2 separate regions of the Homo sapiens genome follow, and region 2 is linked to region 1. The links are chromatin contacts, found by Hi-C in ENCODE. All regions are on one chromosome and are shown on one strand. Each heading gives the region's core, a stretch centred on a gene start or an enhancer-like site at or near the end of the contact. The rest is flanking DNA. Distances are from core to core; before and after follow the strand shown. Region 1 holds the start of CLPB (ClpB family mitochondrial disaggregase). Region 2 holds the start of UVRAG-DT (UVRAG divergent transcript).

What was found. A loop is a pair of places that touch in the nucleus more often than their neighbours do. Pooled maps may share reads with other maps.
Region 2: a map of CD4-positive, alpha-beta T cell shows a loop between it and region 1 (6-fold over the local background). The contact joins the promoter of UVRAG-DT here to the promoter of CLPB in region 1. A Hi-C loop is called at or near these places in 2 of 168 maps with a recorded cell type or tissue (CD4-positive, alpha-beta T cell and naive thymus-derived CD4-positive, alpha-beta T cell) and 8 of 50 pooled maps.

What each region holds. Positions count from the first base shown.
Region 1 is chr11:72,431,551-72,438,337 of GRCh38, forward strand. It overlaps CLPB (ClpB family mitochondrial disaggregase), which reads right to left and starts at 2,981. Exons shown (of 16, transcript NM_001258392.3): 1 at 2,522-2,981. The coding sequence starts at 2,924. RefSeq lists enhancers at 2,603-3,062, 3,126-3,932 and a silencer at 5,344-5,393.
Region 2 is chr11:75,809,533-75,816,099 of GRCh38, forward strand. It overlaps UVRAG-DT (UVRAG divergent transcript), which reads right to left and starts at 5,265. Exons shown (of 2, transcript NR_144531.1): 1 at 4,931-5,265; 2 at 3,982-4,329. It overlaps UVRAG (UV radiation resistance associated), which reads left to right and starts at 5,678. Exons shown (of 15, transcript NM_003369.4): 1 at 5,678-5,992. The coding sequence starts at 5,876. RefSeq lists enhancers at 1,130-1,179, 3,789-4,988, 4,912-5,341, 5,212-5,506 and a silencer at 5,802-6,001.

The sequences.
Region 1 (6,787 bases), core at 1,731-4,230:
ACATTGATGCCTCCTGGCCTAGATTCCAGGGACAGGTCCTTTCTACTTACCTTACCGGATGTACCTAAAGCACATACCCAAGCATGGCTCAGACAGCCACCAGCTGGGAGGGGATCAAGCCTTCCTTAGAGATGGCTATATCCACTCTCCCTTCACTCTGCAGAAAAAAATGTGGCTTCTACAAGGTTACAGAGTGAGGAATGAGCTAAGAACCAGGGCCTCCTGGCTTCTAAAAGGGTTCAGTTTCTACCACACTGCACTGAGGGTCAAAACTCTAAGTCAGGGGACAGGGTAGCTGGCAAGTCAGTTCCAGCAGGAACTGGTCACGGCTTTGACCATTATCTATTTTGGTAAATAGACCCTGGTATTCTTGCTGGAGTTCATAGGCCATAAAGTCCAGTTGGGAACCCCCAGGAACTTCTTAGGCAAGACCTCACCAAATACACTGGACTCAGAACATTCCCTGCTCATGAACCTTCCATAACTCTCCACTGCCTACAGAAGAAATTCCAACACCCTCACCTACCCCACCCCTGACTGGCATCCAGGCCCCACTCCATCTGCTCTCATCTAATTCCAAAGACCTTATCCTCCAACCAAGCTGGCTGCTCTGCTGGCCCCTGCACACACCATGGTGCCCCGAAACTGTTATTTCCATTCCCTGAAGCCTTTGCATGGAATATAATCCAACTCTCACACATTTACTGAGCACCTACTAAGTTCCAGACACTGTGGTGGGCAAATGATGTCTAGGTATTCGGGAAAGTTGCTAGTATAACCTGAAAAAACAAAAGAGAAGATACATTTCCTGCTCTCATGGGGCTCAAAAGATCACTCCCCTTTCCGTTTCTACTTCATCCTTCAGAACTCAAGTTCAAATTTCCCATCCTCTGGGGTCTCCAATACTCCAGAAAGGCTTTCCTGACCCTACTGGCCCTCTGATCCCCCAACGACACATAGCACCACTCACCAGCCCTACATTCCAACTGCCTGCACTGTCCCCTTGACTGATTTTGTGTTAAGTTAGGACTTCCCACACACCTAGCCTAAAACTAGACACACAGTGGGTACCCCCAAAAATGCTGGAAGTTATAGGATTACAACATGCCTAAGCTCGATGCCCTTAGTGTCTATTTCAAAACCCTCATTTTGTAGATGAGGAAACAGAGGACCCGTGAGGAGAAGCAAAAGTCCAAATTCACAATGAGAGTTAGACACAGAACCAAAACAAGATCCCCAGTGTTGTCTCTCCCAGACCAAAGTCCTTCCTTTACAATTGGCCACATCAAACGAATCAAAGTCAAGGCACTCCCTACTCCCCAACTCTTGCTCCAAATTCTCAGAGCTTGGGGTGCATGGAATCTATGGACACCATGCCTCAGTCTTTCTTCTTGAGGAACAACTAAGAACCTGAATGGCTGGACTCACATAGGTCATCAGTCTGGCTCTCTGTCCACTCTCTCAGCTGCTGCTTAGCTCCCCGGATCCAAATGAGATGCTAATCGGGATCAGCCAGTCCCCCAGCAGTTGCCCTTGGGCCTCCAGGAATCCACCTTCCTTCTCCTGCCAACTATCCCACATGGCAAGATCACCTCACAGCATGTGAGACCAGACACAGCAAAATCCTGAGACTGACAGACTCAGGCCGCTGAACTCCAAAAAGAGTCAAAATAACAGTACTGTAAAAATGTTGGGAAACTATCCTTCACTATATAAATAAAGAAATTGGTCAGACGCGGTGGCTCACGCCTGTAATCCCAGTACTTTGGGAGGCCAAGGCGGGTGGATCAGGAGGTCAAGAGATCGAGACCATCCTGACCAACAACTAAAAATACAAAAATTAGCTGGGTGTGGTGGCCCGCACCTGTAGTCCCAGCTACTTGGGAGGCTAAGGCAGGAGAATAGCTTGAACCCGGGAGGCGGAGGTTGCAGTGGGCCGAGATTGCGCCACTGCACTCCAGCTTGGCGACAGAGCAAGACTCCATCTCAGAAATAAATAAATAAATAAATAAATAAATAAATAAATAAATAAATAAATAAATTGAGGTCAAGCTGGCATTAGAACCGAGTCAGGTTGTTCCTGACTCTGGCACCTTTGGTGGCGGGGGGTAGGGGGGAGCGGTTTGGCAACTTCTCTAAACCATCTGGCGGTTGCCCTTAAAACACCCCATAATTTCCGTTTCCTGGAGATCTCAGGAAAGAGGAATTGGACCAGGCAGAATATGAGAAACATAAGGGGACCATGCTATAATATTAGATGTTTAGTCCAATATCCCCATTGTACAGATGGATAAAATGATGCCCAGAGAGGGGAAGCGGATCTATGGTACGAGATTATACAACTCCGAGGTGATGAGGTCTCTAGGGCAACACCCTGCCCCTGTAACCAGATGATGTCTGAGTCCCTCCAAGACTTAGGCTCTAAGGATCTAAACCTATAAGTACCTCCCACCCTCCTAAGATACGAAGTTAGGACAATCTTCCCGCCTCTCCCTTCCTCAAACCCAGATCTCATAATCACCCTTGTTGGACGGACTCTTGCTGTAGCAATGAACCACCAGCGCTGCGGCCAGGGCGCACATGCCCAGTCCGGCCCTGCTGGGGACCCCGTTCCAGCTGTCCTGTCCTGGGAGTGTTTCTTCGGGACCAGGAAGGCGTCCCCAAGTGGCAGCCGCGAGGCATTTGGTATCGAAGCGTCCTCCCTGGCGCCCCCCGGTGGCTGCCCCACGTCCGGAGAACAAGGCCGGCGATGTTCCAGGGCGCCCCCCGGTGGCTACCCTCAGCCACTGCGGCTCCCCGAGACTCCCAGTAGTCACATTCCGGCCGGAAGCACCTCCATGGCCCCGGAGCGTTGGGGACCTGAGCAGCCGGAGGAGTAGCCGTGGCGCCAGTGCTTTTCTCCTCAACACCAGGGACCCCAGCATCTTGACAGCTGCTTCGATAACCCCGTGGTGCCGGCCCCTGTGCTGACCACGTCCAACATGGCTGCCGCGGCGCGTTCGAAGACGCCGCGAACAGGGTGGAGTTGCGCACTACCTCACGGGAGAGGTAGTCCACAGCCCTAAGCCTTTCCCCAGCTGGAGAATAAATAAACTACGTTTCCCAGAAGGCTGTGGGATTGCGTCACAATGACTGCGGGATTATAGAAGCCCGGGGCATATTGGGAAATAGAGTTCGGGTGAAGGGGCGTGGCGATTAGAGTTAAAGATTAGAATCCCAAGACTTCTTTCCTAGTTTAGTTGAAGCACACGACACACTTTTTTTTTTTTTTTTTTTTTGAGACGGAGTCTCGCTCTGTCTCACAGGCCGGAGTGCCGTGGCGCGATCTCGGCTCACTGCAACCTTCGTCTCCTGTGTTCAAGCAATTCTCCTACCTCAGTCTCCCGAGTAGCTGGGATTACAGGCGCCCGCCACCATGCCCAGCTAATTTTTGTATTTTTAGTGGAAACGGGGTTTCACCACGTTGGCCAGGCTGGTCTCTAACTCCTGACCTCAGGCGATCCGCCCGCCTCGGCCTCCCAAAATGCTGGGGTTACAAGCGTGAGCCACCGCGCCCGGCCCACAATTTTTGACTGGTGTAAATTACCCAAGAATCTTCAGCAGAGGCATATTATGAAACTTATGCTTATTTAGTTTAGCCTATCTCTTTTTTCAGCCTGGGCGGCCTTTCAAAAAGATGTTTAGGGTAACTACTGCACCTGAGATAGGAATACATTTTATTTGAAGAGTTGACTTCCGGTCTTTTTTTTTTTTTTTTTTTTGAGACAGAATCTCACTCTGCCGCCCAAACTGGAGTGCAGTGGCGCCATCTCGGCTCACTGCAACCTCCGTCTCCCTGGTCCAAGCGATTCTCCCACCTCAGCCTACCGAGTAGCTGGGATTACAGGCACGCACCACCACGCTTGGCTAATTTTTGTATTTTTAGTAGTAGAGACGGGGTTTCACCATGTTGGCCAGGCTGGTCTCCAACTCCTGACCTCAAGCGACCCACCTGCCTCAGCCTCCCTAAGTACTGGGATTACTGGCGTGAGCCACTGCGCCTGGCCCTGATTGTGTTATTTTTAAAGGGCTTTCAAGTGGGTCATCTCATCTGATCCTCATGGCAGCTGTGTGTGAGAAGCTGGGCAAGAACTGTTATTCCCGTCTACAGTGAAGGGAATTGAGGCTCAAAGGTGAAAAGATTTGCCAGTAAATCACCTGGAGTAAAGTAATGCTCAGGTCTTCTGATTTTGAGCATATAGTTTCCATTAACACCTGCACTCCCATCCCGCCCCCTCTTTTCCAAACTGAACCCATAGGTAGGCAAAGGAGGAAGTTCTTCTTTGTGCCAGTTCTGTTTCTTCCAAGTCTTGTACGTCTGCTCAGACTTCACATGATCAGAGTCTTCCCTGACCATTCTGGTTAAAATAGTAATCCTACGCACCCCATCCTAATTTTCCTTCACAGCATTTATCACCATCTGACATACTACATTTTTATTGTCTTTCTCCACTACAGCATGAGCCCCATGAGACAAGGACTTTGTTTTTTCACTTTTATATCACTAGCACTCAGAACAATGTCTGGAACAAAAGAGGCACTCAGTTTTTTTATTTTTATGTATTTATTTATTTATTGAAGCAGAGTCTTGCTCTGTCGCCCAGGCTGCAGTGCAGTGGCACGATCTCAGCTCACTGCAAGCTCAGCCTCCTGTGTTCACGCCATTCTTCTGCCTCAGCCTCCCGAGTAGCTGGGACTACAGGCTCCCGCCACCATGCTCGGCTAATTTTTTTGTATTTTTAGTAGAGACGGGGTTTCACTGTATTAGTCAGGATGGTCTCGATCTCCTGACCTCGTGATCCACCTGCCTCGGCCTCCTAAAGTGCTGGGATTACAGGTGTGAGCCACCGCGCCCGGCCTGAGGCACTCAAATATTTTTTTCAGTGAATGGATTACTCTCACCTTATTAGTGTTGGAGAGTACTTGAGCTTTGGCATTCAGGCAGACGTGGATTTTAATTTTGACTCTTGCATTTATATGGGTGACCTTGGACAAACTCCCTTTACCTCTCTGGTAGTTAATTACTCATTGTTGAAGATATCAATTCCTGCCTTCAAGATGATTGCTTGTATTAAATAAGATAATATGTAGAAAGCCCCTAACACTGTCCCTGGCTCACAGTAGGTCTTCAAGAAATGGTAGCTATCATTGTATATTCTCTGCTCTGTGTATTCTACACTTCCTCCAGGCAAAGATGGAACTTCTCATTTCCACATCCGTTAGTAAGACAGGAATGAATGAGCGACTTTTTTGGTTTTTTTTGAGACAGGGTCACGCTCTGTTACACAGGCTGGAGTACAGTTGTTACTGCAACCTGAAACCTCCTGGGCTCAAGGGATCATCCCACCACCTCAGCCTCCTGAGTAGCTGGGACCACAGCTGGCACCACTACACCTAGCTAATTTTTTGTTATTATTATTATTATTATTATTTGGGTAGAGACTAGGTCTCGCTATGATGCCCAAGCTGGTCTGAACTCCTGGGCTCAAGCAGTCCTCCTGCCTCAGCCTCCTAAAGTGCTGGGATTACAGGCGTGAGCCACTGCGCCTGGCTTTAATAACTTTTTTTTTTTTTTGAGATGGAGTTTTGCTCTTGTTGCCCAGGCTGGAGTGCAATGGCGCGATCTTGACTCACCGCAACCTCCGCCTCCCAGGTTCAAGCGCTTTTCTTGCCTCAGCCTCCCGAGTAGCTAGGATTACAGGCATGTGTCACCACACCTGGCTAATTTTTTTTGTATTTTTAGTAGAGACGGGGTTTTACATGTTGGTCAGGCTGGTCTCAAACTCCCAACCTCAGATGATCCACCTGCCTTGGCCTCCCAGAGTGCTGGGATTACAGGCGTGAGCCACCGTGCCCAGCCTTGAATAACTATTTTTAAATCATTTTTAAAGCACTCAATAATGAAAGCATTTTGACCTTTCTGTTTTGAGAGATTTTCAGCACATATTATTTTGTTAACCACCCCATTCACTATAGCAACTTCACCTTCCCTGTATTCTTGAAACATTTCTGTCTCCCAACTTAGGGTGGTCACAGCAGGAAGAGCAGTCTCCGAAAGCTCCCATTACCAGATGCAGAGTTCAAACCCTCTCACTGCAGACACATCCCAGGGCCCTTCAGTTTACTTAGCAATGCATAATTTTCAAAGCACTTCCCCATTGATTTTCTTATTTTATTTTCACAGATACCATCTGCGAGGGGTTCAAGGAAGGGTTTAATTACTATCAGTATTTGGTAGGGATACTGAAAAGCTTAAATTATCAATCTCTGAGTGGGGGATGTAGTGAGGAAGTATGGAAACACCCATTAGGGTCGTGTGTGCTTGCTCACGTGCCTGTAATCCCAACACTTGGGGCAGGAGTTTGAGACCAGCCTGGGCAACATGGTGAGATCACAGTCTCTGCAAAAAATAAAAAATTAGCCAGGCATGGGGGTGTACACCTGTAGTTCTAGCTACTCAGGAGGCTGTGGCAGGAGGATCCCCACACTACTGCACTTCAGTCTAGGCAACAGAGTGAGACCCTGTCTCCAAAAAAAAGAAAAATAAACTAAAATTAAAACAAACAAAAAAACCCCACCCATTAGAATCAGCTGGGACTCAGAGTGAATTCTGTATGGTCAATAACCAATCCAGGGCCAGGCACAGTGGCTAATGCCTATAATCCCAGCACTTTGGGAGGCCGAGTTGGAAGGATCATTTGAGGTCAGGAGTTCGAGACCAGCCTGGCTAACATGGTGAAACCCCGTC
Region 2 (6,567 bases), core at 4,015-6,514, 3.4 Mb after region 1:
GAGTGACATTTCTGAAGCATAAATGAGAGCATGTAACTCCCCTGCTTAAACCCCTTAATAGTTGTCCATGAGCCTCAAAGAAATCCAAACTCCACTGTGGCCTACAATGCCTGGCAGGACCTGGCCCTGCCAGCATCTCCAGCCTCATTCTATGCCGTCAGGGCTGGATTAGGACTTCAGAAGCTCTAAGCACCAAAGGATAGTGCTGCTTCTACTATATAAAATTACAAATAAGGGCCAGGTGCAGTGATGCACACCTGTAATCTCAGCATTTGGGAAGGCCAAGGCAGACAGATCACTTGAGCCCAGGAGTTCGAGACCAACCTGGGTAACATAGCAAAAGCCATCTCTACAAACAATACAAAAATTAGCCAGGTGTGGCAATGCGCTGTAGTCTCAGCTATTTGGGAGGATCGACTGAGCCTGGGAGGAGGTTGAGGCTGCAGTGAATCATGATCACACCACTGTACTCAAGACTGGGTGACAGAGCAAGACCCTGTCTCAAAAATAAATAAATAAATAAGTAAATAAAATTACCAGTAAGAACAACACTAAACTGTTAAAGAAACTGAAGGTGGTCTTTGGTTTGGTTTTGGTTTTGAAATACCAATTTCTTTCGAAAGTGTTCTCCTCTTCCTCCTTGGCACCAGCTGGCCTTCTCTTTGAGTTGCTGCAATGCTCCATATAGTCCTTCATGGGCTGTTCCTCCTGTTCCTTTATCCAACAGCTTCCCCTGCCCTCACTAGCCTCCTTTGTCCAGTTAACTCCTACTCATCTTTCAGACCTCACTGCAAACATCAGTTCCCAAGGAAAGTTTTCTCTGGACAACTCTCGGTATATCAGCTCCCTGGGTTAGATGTGCTTATTTCCCATACGTGTTACCCTCACTGGCCTGCACATTCACAAGCTCCTGTGTTCACACTGGCACCTTTACAGTCAGTGGCAGTGGGAAAACCACTGGAACTGAGGAAAGAGCATTGGTCTTGGGGACAAAAGGCCCAACTCTTTGTCTTAGCTTTGCTACAAACTTTGTGTGACCTTAGCAAGCTCATTTCCCCTCTCTGGGGGCTGTGTCTAGTCGGGAGGAATGGAGGCCCCCATGTGATCCAAACATTCACTTACTCAAGTATTTGTCCATTCATTCATTGACTTCATTCATTCAGCCATTTGCTCAATGACGCTATGGAGCCTGTCTTCTGTGTTGGGATGCTGGGGACTCAGAGAAATCAAAAGCAGAGGTTCACAGCAGAGTGGGAGGGACAAATGTAGACTGCTCAATATATGACTAGGCACACAGTTACACATACTGAAGAGAGGTCAGACAGCTGCTGTAGGAGCCCAGAGGAAGTAGCAGTTCGTTCAGACCTGGGAAGCCTTTTTTGAGAAAATGACCTTGCCGAGTTGGGAAAGGAGAAGGGAAAATGCTGTCTAGGCACCTGCCTTTCAGGGTTCTTGGGTATGTGCAGTTTCTTTGGGGAATGGCCTTTTTCTTTTACAATTCTCACCTGCTTTCTGCAAGCGTCTCACTCTTCTAGTCCTGCCCCTTCAAAGCTACCCCTCCCCCAAGGCTGCCTGAGCCATCTTTCTAAGTGCTTTCTGTTGCCCACGATGAAACTCATGTTCTTCGGCCTGGTAGTCAGGTTCTTCTCACCCGGCCCTAGCTTCCTCTTCCAATCTTTTTGCCTGTTGCTCTCCCATGCAGCCTTTGTTTCAGCCATGTTAGACTCTGCTGCTGTCACTTCCTCTACCCCTGTGCCTTTGCTCATGCTGTTCCTCCTGCATAGAATACTCTCCTCTCCTAGGAAGCCTTCCTGGACAACACGTGACAGTTAGCACCTTTCTCTTAGTGCTTCCACTGTACTTTATACATCATCTCGATTATTGTACTTACCACTTTGTACCAAATGAGCTGCGATCTCCTTTCAGTTAGGGATTCTATGTGCATCATTTTCTGAAACGTAGTGCCCAGGCTGGACACCTGGCAAAGGTCTGATGGGTGTTTGACTAGACAGGTAAGTGAATGGAAGAAAGAGGGCTCTGTTGAAAGGAAGGGGATAGATTTAACTCAATACAGTTTGAGACACTGAAAGACCCATCTGCCCTATCTTGCTCTTGTTTACCCAATGCATCAGGCCCATGAGGTGGGAGGAGGAAGTGGAGGCAAATGGATTGGGGTAGGCTTAGCTTTTTGGCCCTGGAAACTGAATGTTTGATTTAAATACCCAACATGGTACTAATTAGCTGTTAAAACACTAGCTATTCCCGAGCCAAACAGATCTAAACACCTATTGTTCATCTACTAAACTCCCAATCATCCTTTATAACTTTGGTGAAGCCTGCTCTGACCTTGCCCACCAGCTCCTGAAGAGTTGGTCACTCTTACCACTTGACCTTGGACCCCTTCTATCATTGCATATACATTGCATTTGGCCACCTTATAATCTATGTTCTCTAAACTTGGATATATGTTTCTCTGGGGGATATATAGCACTATGTAAATATTATAATAATTTAATTCTGTGATTTAAAATATTTTTATGTTGAAACAATCAGCCATATTATGAAATAGGATCCCAATAATAAAAGAGTTTTTAGGGCCGGGCGCGGTGGCTCATGCCTGTAATCCCAGCACTTTGGGAGGCTGAGGTGGGTGGATCATTTGAGGTCAGGAGTTCAAGACCACCCTGACCAACATGGTGAAATCCTGTCTCTACTAAAAATACAAAAAAACTTAGCTGGGTGTGGTGGTGCATGCCTGTAGTCCCAGCTACTTGGGAGGCTGAGGCAGGAGAATCACTTGAACCTGGGAGGCAGAGGTAGCAGTGAGCTGAGATCGCACCACTGCACTCCAGCCTGAGTCACAGAGAGAGACTCTGTCTCAAAAACAAGAAAGAAAAGTTTTTAGAATGAAATAGGACATATGAAAATAATGACAGCTAGTATTTATTAAAAATGTACTATCTCCCAGACAGTGTGTTAAATGCTTTACATCATCTTGAATACTTTGCAAGCAGCAGGCTTTTGAGTTCTTCCCAATGCCCCTAGGGATGAGAGTCCTAGTTCTCCTAATGTTTTCGGCATTTGGGAAAAGTGGGAGAAGGGTTGTTTACTTGAGCTCTGCATTTCCAGAACCCAGTAGCTAGCCTGTGCAAAGGTGAACCTCAGTAAAGGCTTGTGGAAAGAATAGATCCTGCTCTCTGCTGGAATGTCCTTTCCTCCCTCTCTCCTGACTTGGTGAACTCTTATTGGCCCTTCAATACCCTGTTTCAATGTCACCTCCACTGTGAAATCTGACTCTCAACTATTTTCTCTGGCTCCCACTGCCTTTGGGCTTCCCTCAGACCCAGCAGTGAGTAACTGGATGATCACTCTTCGTTTGTTTTTGATATGGGGTCTCAGTCTGTTGCCCAAGCTGGAGTACAGTGGCATGATCTTGACTCACTGCAGCCTCAACCTCCCCAGGCTCAGGTAATCCTCCCACCTCAGCCTCCTCAGTAGCTGGGACTATAGGTGAAAACGACATGCTGGGCTAATTTTTGTATTTTTGTAGAGACAAGGTTTTGCCATGTTGCCCAGGCTGGTCCCAAATTCTTGGGCTCAAGCAAGAATTGTGATAATGTGTTATGGCAGCCTCAGAAAACTAATACAGCTTAGAAACAGAAATGTGTTTTCTGTGAAATTCCCCCAGATCTTGGCACCACATGAGTTCAATCAGATAATATTTGGGATTTCCCAGTGACTCCTTTCTCAACAAACACCTGATCAAGCGACTCCTTTCTCAACAAACACCTGACCACACGCCCCAGGCTCCAGCCATGAGGAACCACTCAGTGTGTCAGAACAGGAGACAGTGTGACATCTTTGTGATCCAGCTCTGAGAAAAGATCCAAGGTGTTTTTCAGGCTTCTGAACACCCTGGAAAGATAGTATGCTTACATTTTGTTTAAAAAATTTAAAATGCAACTACTATATGCCAGGTCCTGTGTGGGCACTTTACATATGTTGATTTACTTTAATCCCTACAGCAATCCTATTACTATTTTAAAGCTGAGAGAGGGGAAGTGACTTGCCTTGGGATACATAGCTCAAAGGTGGTAGAGCCAAGATTCCAAAGTGCCTGATTCCTATTGTGTCTGACTCTAAAACACTATGTTCTTTCTGCTATGTTCATCCAGGTGGTGGAAAAATTCAGTCTAGGAGTAAAAAAAGGAAGATCAACATCCTGCAGAATGACTCATGCTATTCATTATAGAAGCAATTGCTGGAGATGCTATCATTGTGGATCACGGAAGTCTTCATGGAAGAGGTGGCATTTGAGCTGGGCCTTCACTGCAAAAAAAAAAAAAAAAAATTTCCTGATTCTCTGTCAGGCACTGGGGATCCAGAGATGAATCAGACAAAGTCCTTTTGCTTGAAGAATTCACAGTATTTTGTGTGTGTGTGGGAAGGAGGGTGGCTGCTTACATGTGTTAAAAGACAATGTGGCCAGGCCTGGTGGCTCATGCCTGTAATCCCAACACTTTGGGAGCCCGAGACTGGAGGATCGCTTGAGCCTGGGAGTTTGAGACTAGTCTGGGAAATATGGCCAGAACCCCATCTTTACAAAAAAATTTTAAAATTAGCTGGGCCTGGTGGCATGTGCCTGTATTCCCAGCTACTTAGGAGGGTGAGGTGGGAGGATCACTTGAGCCCAGGAGGTCGAGGCTGCAATGAGCCGTGATTTTGCCACTGCACTCCAGCCCGGGCGAAAGAATGAGGCACTGTTAAAAAAAATTAATAGAATAATCCAGACCCACGGTAGGGTCAAAATTCCTAACTCAAGGTCCCAGAGAGGCTCAGAGAAGCCTTTTGGAAGAAGGGACTCCTGCCCCAGCTAAGACTGATGGATAAGTAGCAAAGGCTTTCTGGGGACACAGCACAAACAGCCCACCTGAAGCGGTGAATCGGCGTCCTGGGTGCCTGGCACACCTTGTAGCTCAGCTTACTAGCTAGTGGAGTGCGAAGGGGCGTGTACTTGTCGGTTGGAGCTGGTCATGAAAGAGCTCGTGGGACTGCCCGACGGTTCTCAGGTCCCAGTGCATCCTGCGTGGTGGCTCTCTGCTGAACCATAAAGCATTCCTTTTCAATCCCTGCACGCTCACGCCGGGAAAAGACTGCACAAGGGGCCTGCCAAGGCAGACAAGCGATCGCCACCCAGCTGGCTTCCGAGGGTCCCCGCCCTCCACCGGAGGCCTGTTACCACGGCAACCAGTGAGGGCGGAAGTGGCTCAGAAGACCGGTTCTCCCTAATCAGGTGACTCTCCCGCCTCCTGCACGTGACACCGGAGCCCAGAAGCGCGCTCTACCTAATCAAGACCCCACCCCTCTTTCCCTTTACTGACAATTGACAGCGACCTCTTGCAATGGCCCTTCCGCCTCCACCAGGAGACTCTGCCCGTTGGTAGTAAAAGAACCAATTAGACTGGGAAAAAAAGAAGCAACGCCCCAGGTTTCACCCCGGCTTGACAGACGCAATTGAGGCCATCCTTGAGTCCCTCCGCCCCCAAGTCCAGTAATGCCAGCGATGGACAGACCTTCTACCCAATAGCACGCCCCTTTTCTGCCGTTGGGTCCCGCCCCCTTGAGGGCTAAGCCAATGAGCGCTCCGGGTCTCAGCGGGGTGGAGGGGTTGCACTGCGGTAATATGGCTCTTCCTTAGCCAGCGGCGGCAACGGCGGCAGCGGCGGCAGCGGCGGCGGCTACTGTCTGGGCTGAGCAGTAGTGCCTCTCGGGTGGCGGGTTTCTAGGCTGCAGGGGCTTGGTAGGTGGTGGCAAGGGGGCGGCGGCGGATGCCGGAAGAGTGCCCGCCCCGCCGCTTGGCGGCCCCTGGATCGAGATGAGCGCCTCCGCGTCGGTCGGGGGCCCCGTCCCCCAGCCACCCCCGGGCCCGGCCGCTGCTCTGCCTCCCGGTTCTGCCGCGCGGGCCCTGCATGTGGAGCTGCCGTCTCAGCAGGTAAGCCCGCGCGGCTCGCAGCACTCGGGAGGGACCCGGGCAGGCCCGCGTGGAGAGCTTGCTGGCTCCGGGCTGACCCCGCGAGCCGGGACACCCAGAGCAGGGACCCGGAGGGCTCGCGGGACTGAGGAAGACTGTCAGGAGGTTTGTGCGGGGAGGGGTCCAGTGATGGCCGAACCTCCGGGAGATCCCGGAGTCCTAGGAGAATCCCGTTACAGGAGATGGGCTTGTTAAGGGACAAGCAGCCAGCCAGCTCAAGTCCCTGGGGCCCCGGCCCGAGGCCGCCTCCCCCAACGCAGGGAGCCGGGGATTGCCCCGCGCAGACCCTCTCCCTCGTTCCGCCCAGGAAGGGACCCGGGGAACCCCCTGTGTCCCACGGGCCATAGTGAAAGCACTTTTCCTTTCTTTCCCCACCTGGCCATCCCCGCTTACGGAGAAACCAGTTTGTACTCTTCGTGCAAGAGCCCTGGAGGAGACTTTAGGGTGTCTACCATTTGCTTTAATCTCCCCTGATTATTAAGTATTCGGCCTCTTTAGAGAAATGTATTCAAGACTTGGGGGTTTCCTTCCTAATT